2 separate regions of the Homo sapiens genome follow, and region 1 is linked to region 2. A link is a loop called in an ENCODE intact Hi-C map of the cell type or tissue named here. Cell type or tissue: mammary epithelial cell. All regions are shown on one strand. Each heading gives the region's core, and the rest is flanking DNA. Links, peaks and the distances in the headings are about the cores only.

Evidence for each region. Hi-C counts contacts between places; a loop is a spot of excess contacts. Peaks named below come from ENCODE experiments on the same cell type or tissue, not always from the same donor. Only the 100,000 strongest peaks of a DNase experiment are listed, where the experiment ranks them.
Region 1: it touches region 2 in a loop (2.5-fold over the local background); 3 of 110 quality-filtered maps call a loop at or near these places.

Annotation. Positions count from the first base shown.
Region 1 is chr10:77,944,602-77,953,451 of GRCh38, forward strand. No RefSeq gene overlaps it. Among named protein-coding and RNA genes, the nearest start is that of DLG5-AS1, 22 kb to the left of the region's middle. RefSeq lists silencers at 2,550-2,844, 4,570-4,864 and enhancers at 2,550-2,844, 3,616-4,153, 4,154-4,691, 4,692-5,229. In mammary epithelial cell, for the core only: no CTCF peak of the experiment used is centred there; a DNase peak (open chromatin) is centred at 4,800; H3K27ac peaks cover 1,081 bases.
Region 2 is chr10:77,894,429-77,903,278 of GRCh38, forward strand. The region is part of intron 1 of DLG5 (discs large MAGUK scaffold protein 5); the gene reads right to left. It overlaps LOC101929347 (a long non-coding RNA gene), which reads left to right. Exons shown (of 5, transcript XR_007062208.1): 5 at 5,704-5,778. Among named protein-coding and RNA genes, the nearest start is that of DLG5, 28 kb to the right of the region's middle. RefSeq lists enhancers at 6,729-7,256, 7,257-7,784. In mammary epithelial cell, for the core only: no CTCF peak of the experiment used is centred there; DNase peaks (open chromatin) are centred at 4,253 and 4,883; H3K4me3 peaks cover 289 bases; H3K27ac peaks cover 2,303 bases.

The sequences.
Region 1 (8,850 bases), core at 436-8,435, 50 kb after region 2:
TATGACCACACGTTTTCTTCTGTGGCTTGCTTTCCTTGTGCAATATTTTTTGGACTTTTGCCTGTGTCGATGCTTGTGGTGGTAGGTATACATTCTCACTGCTGCATGGCCGATTCTATTGTGTAAACATACCACAACTTACTTAGCCATTCTCCTGTGGATGGTCATTTGGATTGTGTCCAGTCTTTGGCAATTACTAGCAATGCTGCTGTATGTGACTCCTAATGCACACATCTATTTAATATATTTAAGAGGAAGTGCTGGGTCATGGGGTATGTGATTTTCAACTTTCCCAGCTAGTGCCTAACTGTTTTCTGAAATGCATCTGCTTCTAGACTGTCTCATTTGCAGTTCAACTTACTCAGTAGCACTAGGGTAGTCTCTCCTAACAGGTAATACCAATTGAACTCTCTTAGTTTCATCAGGGTAAGCGTTTGGGGAAAGGGGAGGATAAAAATGGTTAGGTGTGGCCGAGTGTGGTAGCTCATGCCTGTAATCCCAGCACTTTGGGAGGCCAAGGTGGGCGGATCACAAGGTCAGGAGATGGAGACCATCCTGGCTAACATGATGAAACCCTGTCTCTACTAAAACTACAGAAAAATAAGCTGAGTGTGGTGGTGTGTGCCTGTAGTCTCAGCTACTTGGGAGGCTGAGGCAGGAGAATGGCGTGAACCCAGGAGGCGGAGCTTACAGTGAGCTGAGATCACGCCACTGCACTCCAGCCTGGGTGACACAGTGAGACTCCATATCAAAAAAAAAAAAAGAAAAGGTCAGGTATGGTGGCTCACACACTAGCACTTTGGGAGGGAGGCTAAGGAAGGAGGATCACTTGAGTCCAGGAATTAGAGGCTGTAGTGAGCTATTATCATACCCCTGTATGCCAGCCTGGGCAACAGACTGAGTCCCTATCTCAATAAAAAAAAAAAGAGGAGAAGAAAAATGGTGTATAGAGACCCCCGATGGGAGTAAGCCCAAGGTTCATTGGCTACTGTGACAGTCAGTTAAATTATTTTTTTCTGGCTGGGTGCAGTGGCTCATGCCTGTAATCCTGCACTTTAGGAGGCTGAGGTGGGCAGATCAATTAAGGTCAGGAGTTTGAGACAAGCCTGACCAACATTGCAAAATCCTGTCTCTACAAAAATACAAAAATTAGCCAGGCGTGGTGGCGGGCGCCTGTAATCCCAGCTACTAGGGAGACTAAGGCAGGAGAATCACTTGAACCTAGGAGGCAAAGATTGCAGTAAGCCAAGGTCATGCCACTGCACTTCAGCCTGGGCGACAGAGCAAGACTCTGTCTCAAAAAAACAAAAACAAACACAAAAAAACCCAAAATAAAAAATTATTTTTTTCTGTGAGTAACAGAAATCCCCAAATAACAGCAGATTAAACAAAACAGAAATACATTTCTCTCCCACATAAATGAAAGTCTGAAGTCAGCTATCCAGACTGATACAGTGCTCCACGAGGTAGGTTCCTTTGCTCTTGTTCCACTGTCTCTGCAAATGGCTTGAGCTGCTTGAGCTCCAGCCATCACGTCTATATCCTAGCCAACAAGAAGGAGGAAAGACAAAAAGAAATTTTTGTCTCTTTCCTTTGAATACACTTTCAGAAAGTCACACAGGCACTGCATATATTCCAGTGGCCAGAGCTTAATCTCACAGAAAGAAAGATCTGCAAGTGATACTGGGAAATGTAGTCCTTGTTCTTGGTGGCTGTGTGCCCAGCTAAAATCCGGGAGTTTCATGATTAAGGAAGGAGGGAGAATGGATTTTGCAGGACAATGAACAATCTCTGCTATGGATATCCTTGCTCAGGAAAGCACTTCTGGGTAGGTCTGCCTAATGCCCTCACCACACACACTTACAGATACATATCTCAGAAGTCGAAATGGAGAGTAAAGTAGGTATTTAGCAATGCCATGTCTTTATTTATTTTATTTTATGTTATTTTATTTTTTGAGACAGTTTTGCTCTTGTTGCCCAGGCTGGAGTGTAATGGCGCGTTCTCCGCTCATTGCAACCTCTGCTTCCCAGTTCAAGCAATTCTCCTGCTTCAGCCTCCCAAGTAGCTGGAATTACAGGCATGTGTCACCATGCCCCGATAATTTTGTATTTTTGGTAGAGACAGGGTTTCACCAGGTTGGCCAGGCTGGTCTCAAACTCCTGACCTCAGGTGATCCGACCACCTCAGCCTCCCAAAGTGCCAGGATTACAGGCATGAGCCACCTTGCCTGTCAATGCCATGTCTTTAAATATTACAAGATATACTCTCTGTTCATCTAGGAAACTGTGGTGCCCAAATGGTGAGTATAATTAGTTATTTTAGGCAAATACTCTGCTGGATCATATGGCAATTTTTTTTTTTTTGAGATGGAGTCTTACTCTGTCGCCCAGGGTGGAGTGAAGTGGTGCCATCTCGGTTCACTGCAACCTCCTCCTTCTGGGTTCAAGCAATTCTCCTGCATCAGCCTCCTGAATAGCTGGGACTACAGGCACTTGCCACTTTACTTGGCTAATTTTTGTATTTTCACCATGTTGGCCAGGCTGGTCTTGAACTCCTGACCTCAGGTGATCCACCAGCCTCGGCCTCCCAAAGTGCTGGGATTACAGGTGTGAGCCACTGTGCCCGGCCTGGATCATATGGTAATTCTATGTTTTATTTATTTACGAGACAAGGTCTCACTCTGTCATCCAGGCTGGAGTGCAGTCATGTGATCATAGTTCACTGCAACCTTGAACTCCTGGGCTCAAGGTATCCTTCTACGTCTGCCTCCCAAAGCGCTGAGATTACAGGCATGAGCCACCACATTCAGCCTATGTTGAATTTTTTTTTTTTTTTTTTTGAGATAGGGTCTCGCTCTGTTATCCAGGCTGGAGTGCAGTGGTGTGATCACAGCTCACTGCAGCCTCCACCTGGCTCAAGTGATCCTCCTGCCTCAGTTTCCCAAGTAGCTGGCACCACAGGTGCACACCACCATGCCCAGCTAATTAAAAATTTTTTTTGCAGAGATGGGGACCTCTCTGTGTTGCCCAAGCTGGTCTTGAACTCCTTACCTCAAGTGATCCTCTTGCTTTGGCCTCCCACAGTGCTGAGACTATAGGTGTCAGCCACCATGCCTGGTCTATGCTTAATTTTCTGAGGGACTGCCACACTCTTTTCCATAGCAGATGCATGATTGTACATTTCCACCCAGAGTGCACAAAAATTTCAGTTTCTCGGCCTGGCACAGTGGCTCACGCCTGTAATCCCAGCACTTTGGGAGGCCGAGGTGGGCAGATCATGAGGTCAGGAGATCGAGACCATCCTGGCTAACACAGTGAAACCCCGTCTCTACTAAAAATACAAAAAAATTAGCTGGGCGTGGTGGCGGGCGCCTGTAGTCCCAGCTACTCGGGAGGCTGAGGCAGGAGAATGGCATGAACCTGGGAGGCGGAGCTTGCAGGGAGCCGAGATCGTGCCACTGCACTCCAGCCTGGGTGACAAAGCGAGACTCTGTCTCAAAAAAAAAAAAAAAAAAAAAAAAAATTTCAGTTTCTCCATATCCTTGCTAAGGCTGGTTATTTTCTGGTTTTTATTTATGTTTAAAATATGTATTTATTTACTTATAGAGACAGAGTCTTGCTCTGTTGCCCAGGCTGGAGTGCAGTACAGTGGCATGATCATAGCTTACTGCAGGATTGAACTCCTGGGCTCAAGGATCTTACTATCTCAGCCTCCCCAGTAGCTGGGACTATAGGCATGTGTGACCATGCCTGGCTAATTTTTTAATTTTATGTAGAGACAGGTTCTGGCTATGTTGTCCAGGCTGGTCTCCAACTCCTGGCCTCAAATGACCCACCCGGTTTGGTCTCCCACAGTGCTGAGATTACAGATGTGAGCCACTGTGCCCAGTCTATTTTTAAATATATTCTTAAATTTTTCATTGTAACCATCTTTTTTTTTTTTTTTTTTTTTTTGAGACAGGGCCTCATTTTGTCCCGCAGGCTGGAATGCAGTGGCACAATCTTGGCTCACTACAGCCTCTACCTCCCGATTCAAGCAACCCTCCTGCCTCAGCACCCCAAAGTAGCTGGGACTACAGGTGCATGGCACCACGCCTGCCTAATTTTAAATGTCTTTTTTGTAGAGGCGGGGTTTAGCTGTGTCGCCCAGGCTGGTCTTGAACTCCTGAGCTCAAGCGATCCTCCCGCCTTGGCTTCCCAAAGTGCTGGGATTACAGGCATGAGCCACCGCGCCCAGCCAGATAGTAGCCATCTTAATGGAGTGAGATGGCTTACTTTTAAACATTATTTCTAAACTGAACCCAGACCCTGGCATATTAGAGGTGGTTACACAGTGAACGCATTTGACGAACAGTCAAGGTAATTTTGTTTTCCAGGGTTTGCTCCATGAATAAACAATCTCTGAGAGGCTAGTATCTTGTCCAAGGTCAAGAGCCTGAATTTGAATTGTCTGACTGAAAGGCAGCATGTTCTCTACTAGTCACCTCTCTACCTGGTTCCACCCTATGCAAGGCAAACAAACGCAGAAGAAAGAAACCCATTGCCGTGCAAAATCCAGTGATTCCAAACCCAACCAGCCCACCAGGGATGTTCTGGGAGTCCGAGCTGGGGACAGGAGCACAGCCAGCCCTAGCCAGCCCTCCCCCCACCACACTCAGTGCCTGGCGGGGCAGAGCGAGTCACATTTCAGCCTCACTCACAGGCCAGCTTGAAATTCGGCCCAGCCGCCACTGCCTCCTGAGAACTCCTCCGGATGCCTGCAGGCTTATGCGGGGCTGAGTCACTTCCTCACCTTAATTCTCCCCTAATACCTTCCCTTTCTCTGCTGCTTTACTCCTGGCACCACTGTCTGGGTGTGGAATGTCTGGGGAAGCTGTGCAGGTGGGTTGGCTGAGCTGTCTGCCCAGATACCACAAACATGGCTGGGGAGAGAGGATGCAGGGGTAAAAGTAAAGCCAGATTTGTCTGCTGGCTCTTAAGCGCATCCTAATCCCCTCAGTCAGTTTGATCTTCGCAAACATGAGCACAGGTCAATATCTCTAAGCTTGGGTCCTGAGGGGCTGGTGGAGGATGGAGCAGAGGATGGATGAAGAGGAACAGGAAGTGAGGGGAGAGTGATGGCTGCTTTGGCTTTTAGAAACTTCCATCCCACATTACTTTCCCTAGGGAAGCTCCCACCTCCCATCCCTGGGAGAACAGACTGCATCCTGGAAGGTCAAGTTCCAGGTCATGTTAAATATGATGGTTTCCTGGATGAGTCTAAGGACATATCATTAATATCTTCAGCCTATTTCCAGAAGTCCTGCTGTTCCTCTTACCTACATGTATGCTGTTCTTCCCTGTGTACAACTTAACTTTCCTTTTCAGGTTTCGGATGCTTTGTCTGTACATTGCTTTGTGTGTTTGCCTGCCTCAGCTTGTACTTTCGGAGATAGAAATTGGGTCAAAGTTTTAATTTTTATTTAAGTTATTCATTTATATAGTTTAAAAAGTCAAGGGATGGTGCAAGATTTATGAAAAAGAGCCCTCTCCCTTCCCCTTAGCAGAGATAATCATCTTCACCTTTTTTCTTTTTTTTTTTTTTTTGAGACAGAGTGTCGCTCCATTGCCCAGGCTGGAGTGCAGCGACGTGATCTCGGCTCACTGCGACCTCCACCTCCCGGATTCAAGAGATTCTCCTCCTGCCTCAGCCTCCCGAGTAGCTGGGACTACAGGCGTATGCCACCATACCTGGCTAATTTTTGTATTTTTAGTAGAGATGGGGTTTCTCCATGTTGGCCAGGCTGGTCTTGAACTCCTGACCTCAAGTGATCTGCCCGCCTCGGCCTCCCAAAGTGCTGGGATTACAGGTGTGAGCCAGCATTCCTGGCCATCTTCAATTTTTATAGCTCATTCTTTTGGCATTTGTCTCCATTTCCCTCAATAATATTATTTTATTACTACGTCATGATTTTTCAGTTTTAGGCACTATTTATTGTCTTCCATACTTGAACAACCCATGCACCCTTCCTGGCCTCCATCTTTCCACTACAGTCATACAATAATTTGGTTAGAGCAATAGCCAGTTTTTACATTAATACCACTATGTAAAGACTATTACCATGTGATGGACTATGCACAATTTTTTATTTTCCCTGGAGCTAATAATTATCTCCGCCCCCACCCCAATTCATTTACTTAGTTTCCTATGTGTTTAATGCCAAGCTCTTTCAGTTGTTATAATCTTCCCTTAATACTTTCAGATGATATTCTACCAATTTTATTTTCTTGAAGAAATCTCTCTTAGACATGGCTGGGCACGGTGGCTCATGCCTGTAATCCCAGCACTTTGGGAGGACAACATGGGTGGATCGCCTGAGGTCAGGAGTTTGAGACCAGCCTGGCCAGCATGGTAAAACCCCATCTCTACTAAAAACACAAAAAATTATCTGGGCGTGGTGGCAGGTGCCTGTAATCCCAGCTACTCGGGAGGCTGAGGCAGGAGAAGTGCTTGAATCGGGGAGGCAGAGTTTGCAGTGAGCCGAGATCGCACCATTACACTCCAGCATGGGTGACAAGAGCAAAACTGCATCTCAAAAAAAAGAAAAGAAGAAATCTCTCCTAGACATTTCTGACCTTATCTGGTCTAGGCTGGTTGTCCTATAGGACTGTTGCATTGTCGTCATCTTGCAATCTCTTTTTACCAACATCCTGGGGGATTCTCTTTATCTATCACATGTCAGATTCCTGTTTCCCCTTGTCTTTTTCTTGGTTTACTACCTTATCATCCAGGAGCCTCCTGAGTATATAAACATTTTTTTCTGAACCTTAAATGACTCAAATGTCTTTTTCTATCTTCAACCTTGATTGATAGTTTGGTTCTGTAGTCCCAGCTACTCGGGAGGCTGAGGCAGGAGAATGGCGTGAACCAGGTGGGCAGAGCTTGCAGTGAGCCGAGATTGCGCCACTGCACTCCAACCTGGGCGACAGAGCAAGACTCCATCTCAAAAAAAAAAAAAAAAAAAAAAAAAAAAGATAGTTTGGTTGGGTATAAAATTTTAAGTTGAATGGCTGGGTTCCATGGCTCACACCTGTAATCCCAGCCCTTTGGGAGTACGAGGTGGGTGGATCACTTAAGGTCAGGAGTTTGAGACTTGGTGAAACCCTGTCTCTACTAAAAATACAAAAAATTAGCCAGGTCTGGTGGCTCATACCTATAATCCCAGCTACATGGGAGACTGAGGCAGGAGAATTGCTTGAAGTCAGAAGATGGAGGTTGCAGTGAGCTGAGATCGCGCCACTACACTCCAGCCTGGGCAACAGAGTGAGACTTTGTCTCAAAAATAAAAAAAAAAAAAGAATTATGTTGGAGATGATTTTCCTTTGGAAGTTTGAAAGCATTGCTTATCTTCTAACTTCCAGTGCATCTATTGAGACATTCAAGGCACTCTAATGCCTGACCTCCTCCCCTTTCCCTTTGGAAACTTGCAGGATCTTCTCTTTGTCTTCAGTGTTCTGAATTATAATGATTTGTCTTGATGTTGGTCTCTTTTCATCCATTGGGCCAAGAAATCTTGGGCCCTTTTAAACTGGAAATATATGTCTCCGTTTTTGAAAATTTTCTTTGGGTATTTTATTTTATTTTATTTTATTGAGACAGAGTCTTGCTCTGTCGCCCAGGCTGGAGTGCAGTGGTGCAATCTCGGCTTACTGCAACCTCCGCCTCCCAGGTTCAAGCGATTCTCCTGCCTCAGCCTCCTGAGTAGCTGGGATTACAGGTGCCTGTCACCACACCCGGATAATTTTTTGTATTTTTAGTACAGATGAAGTTTCACTATGTTGGCCAGGCTGGTCTCAAACTCCTGACCTTGTGATCCACCCGCCTTGGCCTCCCAAACTGCTGGAATTACAGGTGTGAGCCACTGTGCCCAGCCCAGGTGTTTTTTTAATCATTTCCTCCATTCCTTTTTCTCTGTTGTTTTTTGTTTATTTTTGTTTATTTTTTTAATGGAATTCCTATTATTCAGGAAGTGGAATTCCTGTATTAGGCCTCTAATTTTCTTATCTATTCTCTCCTATTTTCTGTGACTATGTTTTTGTAAGATTTCCTCAATTTTATATTCCAATCCTTCTACTGAGTTTTTGATTTCTCACATTATATTTTTAAGTTTAAAGAGCTCCTTTTTTGTCCTTTGAATGTTCCCCTAAACAAAAAAAAACAATAGTGGCCAGGCATGGTGGCTCATACCTGTAATCCCAGCACTTTGGGAGGCTGAGGTAGAGGACTGAGATCAGGAGTTCAAAACCAGCCTGGGCAGCAAAGTGAGACCCCATCTCTACAAAAAAATAAAAAAATTAGCTGAGTGTGATGGCATGTGCCTGTAGCCCCAGCTACATGGGAGGCTGAAGCAGGAGGGTTGCTTGATTCCAGGAGGTCAAGGCTGCAGTGAGCCATATTCGCACCACTGTACTCCAGCCTAGGTGACAGAGTGAGACGCTGTCTCAAAAACAAACAAAAACAACCAAAACCCCAACAGTATTGTGTTTTTGTCTCAGGTTTATATATTTGCATATGGAATGTCTATATAAATTATGTTCTTGCTGGGCATAGTGGTTTGCACCTGTAGTGCCAGTTCCTGGGGACGCTGGGGCAGGAAGATCACTTGAGCCCAGGAGTTCTGGGCTGTAGCATGCTATGCCGATCGGGTGCTAAGTTCGGCATCAATATGATGACCTCCCAGGAGCAGAGGACCACCAGGTTGCCCAAGGAGGGGTGAACTGGCCCAGATCAGAAAAGGAGCAGGTTGGCAGTTTAAATTGCATTGCATTGAAGAAATAGGTGGTGGGATCTTGCTGGGTGTTTGATTAG
Region 2 (8,850 bases), core at 535-8,534:
CCAGCACAATGTTAATAGGGTTGCCTCTGGGATTTTGTGTGCTTTTCTTTTTCTTCTTCATTAATTAAATTTTCTACATGAATGTGCATGCTTTATTGTCAGCAAAGAATAAAGCTTTTTTTTTTTTTTTTTTTTTGATGGGGTAGGAAGAACAGCTCAGAATCCCAAGTAACCCTTTCTTTTAAACACAGAGGATGGAAGCAGCCCTCTCTCTGCTGGTCTATTTTAGGATCTTCTGGATGGGCAAGGAGTTCTACTGCCCAAAGCAGCCCAACCTTTTCTGCTCCCTGATTCCCAGCGTACCCCTTCCCCACCTCTGCCCATCCAGAAAAACTCAAATCTCACCTCCTCCAAGAAGCCCTCGCTGCTAGCTCAGCACCTCTCTTCCTCCTGGGGAACAAGGCCTTTCCTCACTCTGCCCTCCCCTAGCTGGCACTATCCACTCCAGAGGTCTTGTACCGGTCTCTGTTCCAGGGGCAAGGGGTTTGCCAAGACCCCAGCACAGCGGTCTTGAGGGGCAGGGCCACCTTCCTTCCTATGTCCTTTCAAAGCACTCGCTCTGCTTTTCTTCTTGGAACTTCGATACAACCTTATGAGAGGTGGACATGGGTTCAGGGAAGAAAAGTGATGAGCAGGTCACACTGCTGGACTTAACCCCAGTCTGACCAAGTCCATCAGGGCTCACTCTGCAGCCCCAGGCTGCTTCCCATGGGAGGCTCACAGCAGGCACTCAGCTGACAGACCCTCACCCGCAGGGCAGCACTGCCCTGGCCCATCATACATCTCTTCCTCCACCCTGTCCCCGCCAATGCCGTTTCACTACTCACGCCCCTTCTCCTTCCTCCCCAGGATTTCCCTTCTCCTCTGGCTGTGCTTTGGTCTGCAGTGACCCTAGCTGATGTTCTGAAGGTGTTCAGAGCTAAGGAGGCCAGTGACCCCACATCAAAAGGGGAAAAGAGAGAAAAAGTTTCTGAGCTTTGTAAAAGATGCTACTGGTTTTTCTCTGTTTTATGTCAAATAACCTGTAACACTCCTGGCAATGGTACATTTGAGCCCTGAGTATAGAAAAGAATTTGGCAGGACAGTTTAAAATGTCCAGACTTGAAGGTGTCAGATTTTGTAAGTGAAGAAATTCAGAACACAGAAGCAAACCTCAATTCAGGGACACTGGAGAAGTCCCTCAGCTGTTCAGACCACAGATTCTGTAAAAAAAGGATAGCAGATGTCCCCAGATCTCCCAGTCCCCTCCCAAGTTTCAAGAATTCTAAGGCTATCCTGGGGATATCAGTAGTCAGCGTAGGCTGGGCGCGGTGGCTCACGCCTGTAATCCCAACACTTTGGGAGGCCGAGGCAGGCGGATCACTTGAGGTCAGGAGTTCAAGACCAGCCTGGCCAACATGGTGAAACCCCATCTCTACCCAGGGCTCAAATGTACCACTGCCAGGAGTGTTACAGGTTATTTGACATAAAACAGAGAAAAACCAGTAGCATCTTTTACAAAGCTCAGAAACTTATTCTCTCCTTTCCCCTTTTGATGTGGGGTCACTGGCCTCCTTAGCTCTGAACACCTTCAGAACAAAAATTAGCCAGGCGTGGTGATGCACGCCTGTAATCCCAGCTACTCAGGAGGCTGAGGCACAAGAATTGCTTGAACCCAAGAGGCAAAGTTTGCAGTGAGCCAAGATCCCGCCACAGCACTCCAGGAGACTGTGTCTCAAAAAAAAAAAATAGTAGTGAGTGTAAATGTCTATATCATAACAACGTGTTCTAACAAAGATCTGTCAACCATGGATAATCCAGATTTTATTTGGCTAGTATAACGTTAGCATAACAACCAGTTGCAACATGTTTCTTCAGAGCCTAGATTTTTAAAAAATCTATAAAAGGCAGGTATAGGGCAATTAGAGAGATTTAAGAAGAACTATAGACTAGAGGATATAATTGCATCAGTGCTGAGGTTCTTGGGTCTAATAATGGTGGTGTGTCATGTAGGAATATGTACTGGTTTGTGCATACTTCAAGGTTTAGGGGTAAACTGTCCTGATGTCCACAACTTTTTTCCAAATGAATCAGGAAAACAAGTTTTATATGGATACATCTGCAGAGTGAGAAAGTAAAAAAGCAAATATGGCCCAGGCGCAGTAGCTCACTCCTGTAATCCCAGCACTTTGGGAGGCCAAGGGGGGGTGGATCACTGAGGTCAGGAGTTCGAGACCAGCCCAGCAAATATGGTGAAACCCTGTTTCTACTAAAAATACAAAAAAATTTGCCGGGCATGGTGACGAGAGGCTGAGGCAGGAGAATCGCTTGAACCCAGGAGGCAGAGGTTGCAGTGAGCTGAGATCACACCATTGCACTCCAGCCTGGGCCACAAGAGTGAAATTCCATCTCAAAAAAAAAAGCAAATATGGCAAGCTGTTAACCACTGGTGAGTCTCGGTGACGACTAAACAAGTGTTTATCGTACTTTCCCTTCCATTCTTTGATGGATCTGAACATTTTCAAAACAAAATGTCAGAGAAAGAAAGTATCATTAAAATGTTTAAAACAGAAAATTCGAAGAAAAATAATCCCACTGCCCAAATAATTCTATAAAATATTTGTTGCTTACTGCAGGAAAAAAAAATAGGCATCAAAAAATTAAAAAGCCAGGCATGGTGGCTCACACCTATAATCCCAACACTTTGGGAGGCTGAGGCGGGCAGATCACCTGAGGTCAGGAGTTCAAGACCAGTCTGGCCAACATGGTGAAACCCCATCTCTACTAAAAATACAAAAATTAGCTGGATGTAGTGGTGCATGCCTGTAAACCCAGCTACTCAGGAGGCTGAGGCGGGAGAATAGCTTGAACCTGGGAGGCGAAGGTTGCAGTGAGTGGAGACTGCGCCACTGCACTCCAGCCTGGGCAACAGAGAGAGACTCCATCTCCAAAAATAAATAAATAAATAAATAAATAAATAATTTTTGCTATTTAACAATTGATTTAAAAACAAGTGAGTAATGTTGTGCTACTGCTGCCATGTTTCATGTACCCCAAAAGGGAAAATATCCTAAGAGAATCTTTCCTCTTAATAAACTAATGTTTAGGCAAACAGATAAAAATAACACTTGAAGAAAAAATCTGGTTGGCTCATGCCTGTAAGCCCAGCACTTTGGGAGACCGAGGTGGGTCAATAACCTAAGCCCAGGAGTTCAAGACCAGCCTGGGCAACATAGTGAGACCCTATTTCTACAAAGAGAGAAAGAGAAAGAGAAGGAGAGGGGGAGGGGGGAAAGGGAGAGAAGGGGAAAGGGGGAGATAGGAAAGAGACAAAAGAAAAGAGAGGAAAAAGAAAAAGATCTATCATATAATTTCTTAGTGGTAGAATTAAAGAAAAAAAAAAGGATGTGGTTCCCAAAATGAGGGCCTATACAAACACAGGAGACATGATGAAGTTTGAAAATATTCTATCCAAATATTCTGGTCCCCTTGTCTCTGTGTCACTGGAGAGTGGTAGAATTTCCAGGCAGGTTCTATCTCCTTTCCCATAGATAGCATAGCCCCTGAGGCTCCCCAGAGACCCTCCGAAGTCCTGTGATTGCCCATTCAGGAGTGTGGGACCACCAAACACTACTCAAGACCAGCATGGCTTCAAGGAAGCTTTGGCCTCAGGGTAGCTGCTGCTACCACAAGCACCTTCCTCCCAGGAGCCAGAACAGCCTTCTCCATCAGCGCAGGTGACCAAGTGGCACATGGCTCACTTGGCCACCACGCTTAGGCCAAAGCAGCCCTGCATGTCCCCATCAACCTGGCCTCCCCAAAGACCTGGATTCTGTTTCCACATCTCCACCCTCTACCACACGTGGACTCTGCAGTTCCCTGGGACTTCACTTTTCTTGGAGAAGGAGAGAGAAAAAGGGAAGCAAATCCTGAATTGCTCGTAGGATTTAAAAACCTCTCCACAGAGGGGAGCTGGGGACAAGGTAGGGGAGACAGTGCTAGCAGCACAATCTGAGGACGGGTCCCCTGCCAGCCCTCCGGGCACACAGGGAGCAAAAGGAGAGGCAGAGGCACATGGGAGCAGGGGCTGGGAGATGCTGCATGGCGCAGGCTGTGGGCTTGGCTATTAAAGCCAGAAAAGGCCTGCCTCCTCCTGCCAATAGAGTTATCTTTTAATCCGAACCCCAATGACACCACCTGGCACCAGCGCAGGAGCAGCTCCTGACGGCACACGAGTCACGCGGCTGGGCCCCGCGTCTATCCCTTCAGGTCAGGGCTTGCCCTGAGTGCTCCTGAGGAAGTGGGCCCCTGCCCCCTCCATGGCCTGGCTCCTGACAGGCCTGTGCATGCCTGAGAGGGCCAGGCAGGCGGTAAGGAAGTAGAGGAAGCTCCGTGCTGTGCAAGGTCACCAAATGCTAGATGCAAAGACCCAGAAAGGGAGGGCACTCACCCAAAGTCACCCACGCCGGGACGGGGCAGCAATCCCAGGATTCTCCTCCTACCCAGATGCGGCAAAGAGGTTTGCAGCCCAGGACAGCTGTTATCAACTAGCCAGTGCTGGAAAACAGCAGGTAGCACCCCAGACCTGCCACTCTCCACGTACTCAGACAACTCATGGCCCAATCTGAAGATGGCTTTCCTCTGAATTCTCCCACATCTGTGCCCTCCTGCAGGGCTTGGTTTCTGAGGTCCCATCCGCCTTGAAGTTGGCAAGGGCTAGGGTAGCATGTAACCTATCTCCCTAGTAAGGATGGCACTGACTCTGCTGTGGCAGCATCCAGGCCAGGCAGCCATCCAGGCCCTCCCAGACTGGGGGAGCTCAGCACCTCCAGAGGCAGCCACCTCACCACAGACCAACACACCCTGCTGCAGCGTTCTTCCTTGTGGGCAATGGAAATCTGCCAGCAGGAACTGGTAGCAGAAAACTCCCCAAAGCCTGCTCCAATTCTCCACCCCAGTACAATGGGCGTGCCCTCAGGATTCCAACAGCCAAGGGCAAAATCCCGACTCACTGGCTTGGGACTCTGGGCAAGTGACTTACTCTCTCTATGCCTCAGTTCCCTCATCTGTAAAATGAGGAGAGTAGTGGCCTTCATCTTAGAGTTGCTGGGATGAGATGATCCTTGCAACCTCCCGGGGCACACATGAGTGGTCAACAAATGCTTTCTATGGCTACACTACAATGCACAGTTCCACAGGCTCAAGGCCCAGCTTTCTGCCCCTCTCCTCATACTCATTCCACTTTCTCATGACCAGACTTGTGCTCAGCAAGTGTCCACTCCTATAGGTTCGCTCAGGGGTAGCTGGCTCACCAGGGACACATTTTAAACCCTGGCCTCTTCCTCCAAAACTTCAGCTCAGAGCCTTGGCAAGCCATCCCTGCCGCCCACTGGAGATGGCTGACGAGAAAACCAGAAAGAGACCATGAAAGAGGAAGGCTCTTCTCACTCCTCACTCATCCTTATCTTGGACCAGTATCCTCCACACAACACCAACACCCAAACATAACAGCAAATGGATATAATCTTATCAATTTCATCCTCCACAACCTTCTACGGCTCCCTCTGGCCTAAAGTCAAAAAGCCTTACCCCAGACTTTAAAAGGAAGAGATAAACACTTAGTGAACATTTGACTATGTGTCAAGTTCTCTGCTCTACAGTGTATATATATTATATCATTTAATAACTCCCTCTAAAATTCGTCTTATTGCTTGCATCTTACAGGTGAGGAAGCTGAGGCTCCAAGACACTAGGCAACTTACCTAAGCGTCACAGCTCAGAAACAGAAGCAGATTTGGAGGCCAGATCTGGGAGGCCACAAGGCTGGGTCCTTGGCACAGCCTCTACCTCCTCTCCAGGTCATCTCCTGCAACCCCTCCCTGACCCAGCCACTGTCCAGTCACCACGGTGCCCATGGTCACCTGGCACACCTGGCTGTGTCCTACATTAATGCATATCCTCACGCTTCTGCTTCTCCTGCCTGGAACGCACCTACCTATCACCTAATGAACTTCTACTCAGCCCAGAAAGCTCTGCTCTCAAGTTATCTCCTTCAGGAGACAGACCTTCACCCCGGGGCCCCCTTCCATAAGAGAAAAACGATCCCCTTTGGCTGGGCATGGTGGCTCACGCCTGTAATCCTAACACTTTGGGAGGCCAAGGCGGGTGGATCACTTGAGGTCAGGAGTTTGAGACCAGCCTGGCCAACGTGGTGAAACCCCGTCTCTACTAAAAATACAAAAATAAAGCCTGGGCACAGTGGCTCACACCTGTAATCCCAGCACTTTGGGAGGCCGAGGCAGGCATATCACGAGGTCAGGAGTTTGAGACCAGCCTGACCAACATGGTAAAACCCCATCTCTACTAAAAATATAAAAATTAGCCAGATGTGATGACATGAGCCTGTAATCCCAGCTACTCAGGAGGCTGAGGCAGGAGGATTGCTTGAACCCGGGAGGCGGAGGTTGCAGTGAGCCAAGATCGTGCTACTGTACTCCACCCTGGGTGACAGAGCGAGACTCCGTCTCAAGTAAATAAATAAATAAATAAGCAAGCAAGCAAGCCGGGCATGGTGGTGCACGCCTATAGTCCCAGCTACTTGGGAGGCTGAGGCAGGAGAATGGCTTGAACCCGGGAGGCAGAGGTTGCAGTGAGCCAAGATCGCGCCATTGCACTCCAGCCTGGGTGACAGAGTGAAACTCCATCTCAAAAAAAAAAAAAAAAAGAAAAGAGAAGAAAAAAGAAAAACAATCCCTTTCCTTGGATGTGTTTCCCAAGCGCCCACAGCAAGGCACAACTTATCAGTCCCCAAGTCAGCTGTGCTGCCGTCTGCTCCCTAATGTGGACCATTCATCCTGACTACTACAGCACAGTACGTTTACTTGAAGAAGTGAATAAATGATGTTCCTTCTGACTTACAGACCAAGAAACAGGGCCGTCAGAGCAGACTTGACCTTTACAGGGACAACTGGTAAACAGCCCATCTACAGTAGCATCCTGGAGGTTACACCTGGCAAAGAGTTACCCCTTGGCTGGGTGCACCTGAGCAAACCCATCTGGACTAACGCCGGTGTCAGGAAGTAGCACATCCACACAGTGCAGCTATGGCCCTCTGAGGAAAGACTGCTGCATCGCATCAGAAAGGCAGCATCCGTGACTTCTGCGGTCCACGCTGACGGGTGGGGAGGCACCTTGGGGCCTCCTTCCCGCACTGCAGACAATGGCTGGGAAGCCCACACCCCAGCCTCCTGGCACTCTCACTTCTAGGCACAGGATGCAGCAACCCCTGGCAAAAGCAGCTCCTCTTTGCTGACCTGGACATAAGGACGCCAGGACCCACAGTGGGCCTGAGCCAACAGCACCCGGCTCCAACGGTGGAGCAGCCCAAGGTCCCCCTGGGGAAGGGCTGGAAAGACGAGCTCTCTGTCCTGACCCACTTCTCCCTGCACACTCTTCCCAGATCTGGCCTGGCCCAGCCAGAAAGCCAACTATGAGATCCTTCTCATCTTATGACATTAGTAAGAGAAATACTCACTCGTATGCTGGTATTAGCACATTAGACTCCCCAAGGCCACTCCCACTTTACAGAGGAACAAAGTGACACCCAGAGCCAAGTCCCTAAACTGAGCTCCTCTCACTCGCTGCCACCGAGCTGCACTCACACCACAGCTCTCCCTTAGAGGGAACAGACAGGTGTGGTCTCTGTCTCCCTTCCAGGACAGGCTTGGACACTGAGGAGATGCCGTGCCTATTTCCCAAACACCGAGTAAAAGGAACCCCTGGGGTCCAGCCCACACCCAGGTTCTGATTCACAGACCTAGGGTGAGGCCAAGGGGTTTAATCTTTCAGAAGCTTCCCCAGTGACTCTGAAAAAGCCAATCCAAAGACTGCACCCGGGGAACCCCAAGCGTGAACCCAGGACTGCTGTTTCAGCCCAGCAATTTGTATCAACAGCCGTTCAAAGTCCACACCCTTTGACCCAACAGCACCACTTCTAGGAATTCATCCTGAGAAAATAAAGAAGCATACAAAGATCTATAGCATGAGGTGATGCACCGCAGCATTGTAAGTACAGAAAAAATGGGAAATCTCTACATCTCCAATCAAGAAGAACTGGTGACATAAATCTCAATCAGGCAAGACTGTGCTCCCATTAAAAACGAGCCATTGAGGGCCGGGCGCGGTGGCTCATACCTGTAATCCCAGCACTTTGGGAGGCCGAGGTGGGCGGATCATGAGGTCAGGAGATCGAGACCATCCTGGCTAACATGGTGAAACCCCATCTCTACTAAAAATACAAAAAATTAGCTAGGCGTGGTGGCATGCGCTTGTAGTCCCAGCTACTCGGGAGGCTGAGGCAGGAGAATGGCGTGAACCCAGCAGGCGGAGCTTGCAGTGAGCCGAGATCGTACCACTGCACTCCAGTCTGGGCGACAGAGCGAGACTCCATCTCAAAAAATAAATAAAAAAATAAATAAATAAATAAATAAATAAATAAACGAGCCATTGAGCATCCCTCATTCTGGGCGACAGAGCGAGACTCCGTCTCAAAAAATAAATAAATAAATAAACGAGCCATTGAGCATCCCTCATTCAAAAATCCAAAATGCTCCAGAATCCCAAACTTTCAGAGCATCAACATGAGATAGTAACACCTTTGCATTCTGATGGTTCAATGTACATACACTTTGTTTCATACACACAATTATTTAAAATAGTGTATAAAATCACCATTAAGCAGCCGGGCGCAGCGGCTCACGCCTGTAATCCCAGCACTTTGGGAGGCCGAGGCAGGCGGATTGCTTGAGGTCAGGAGTTCGAGGCCAGCCTGGCCAATATGGAGAACCCCCGTCTCTACTAAAAATACAAAAA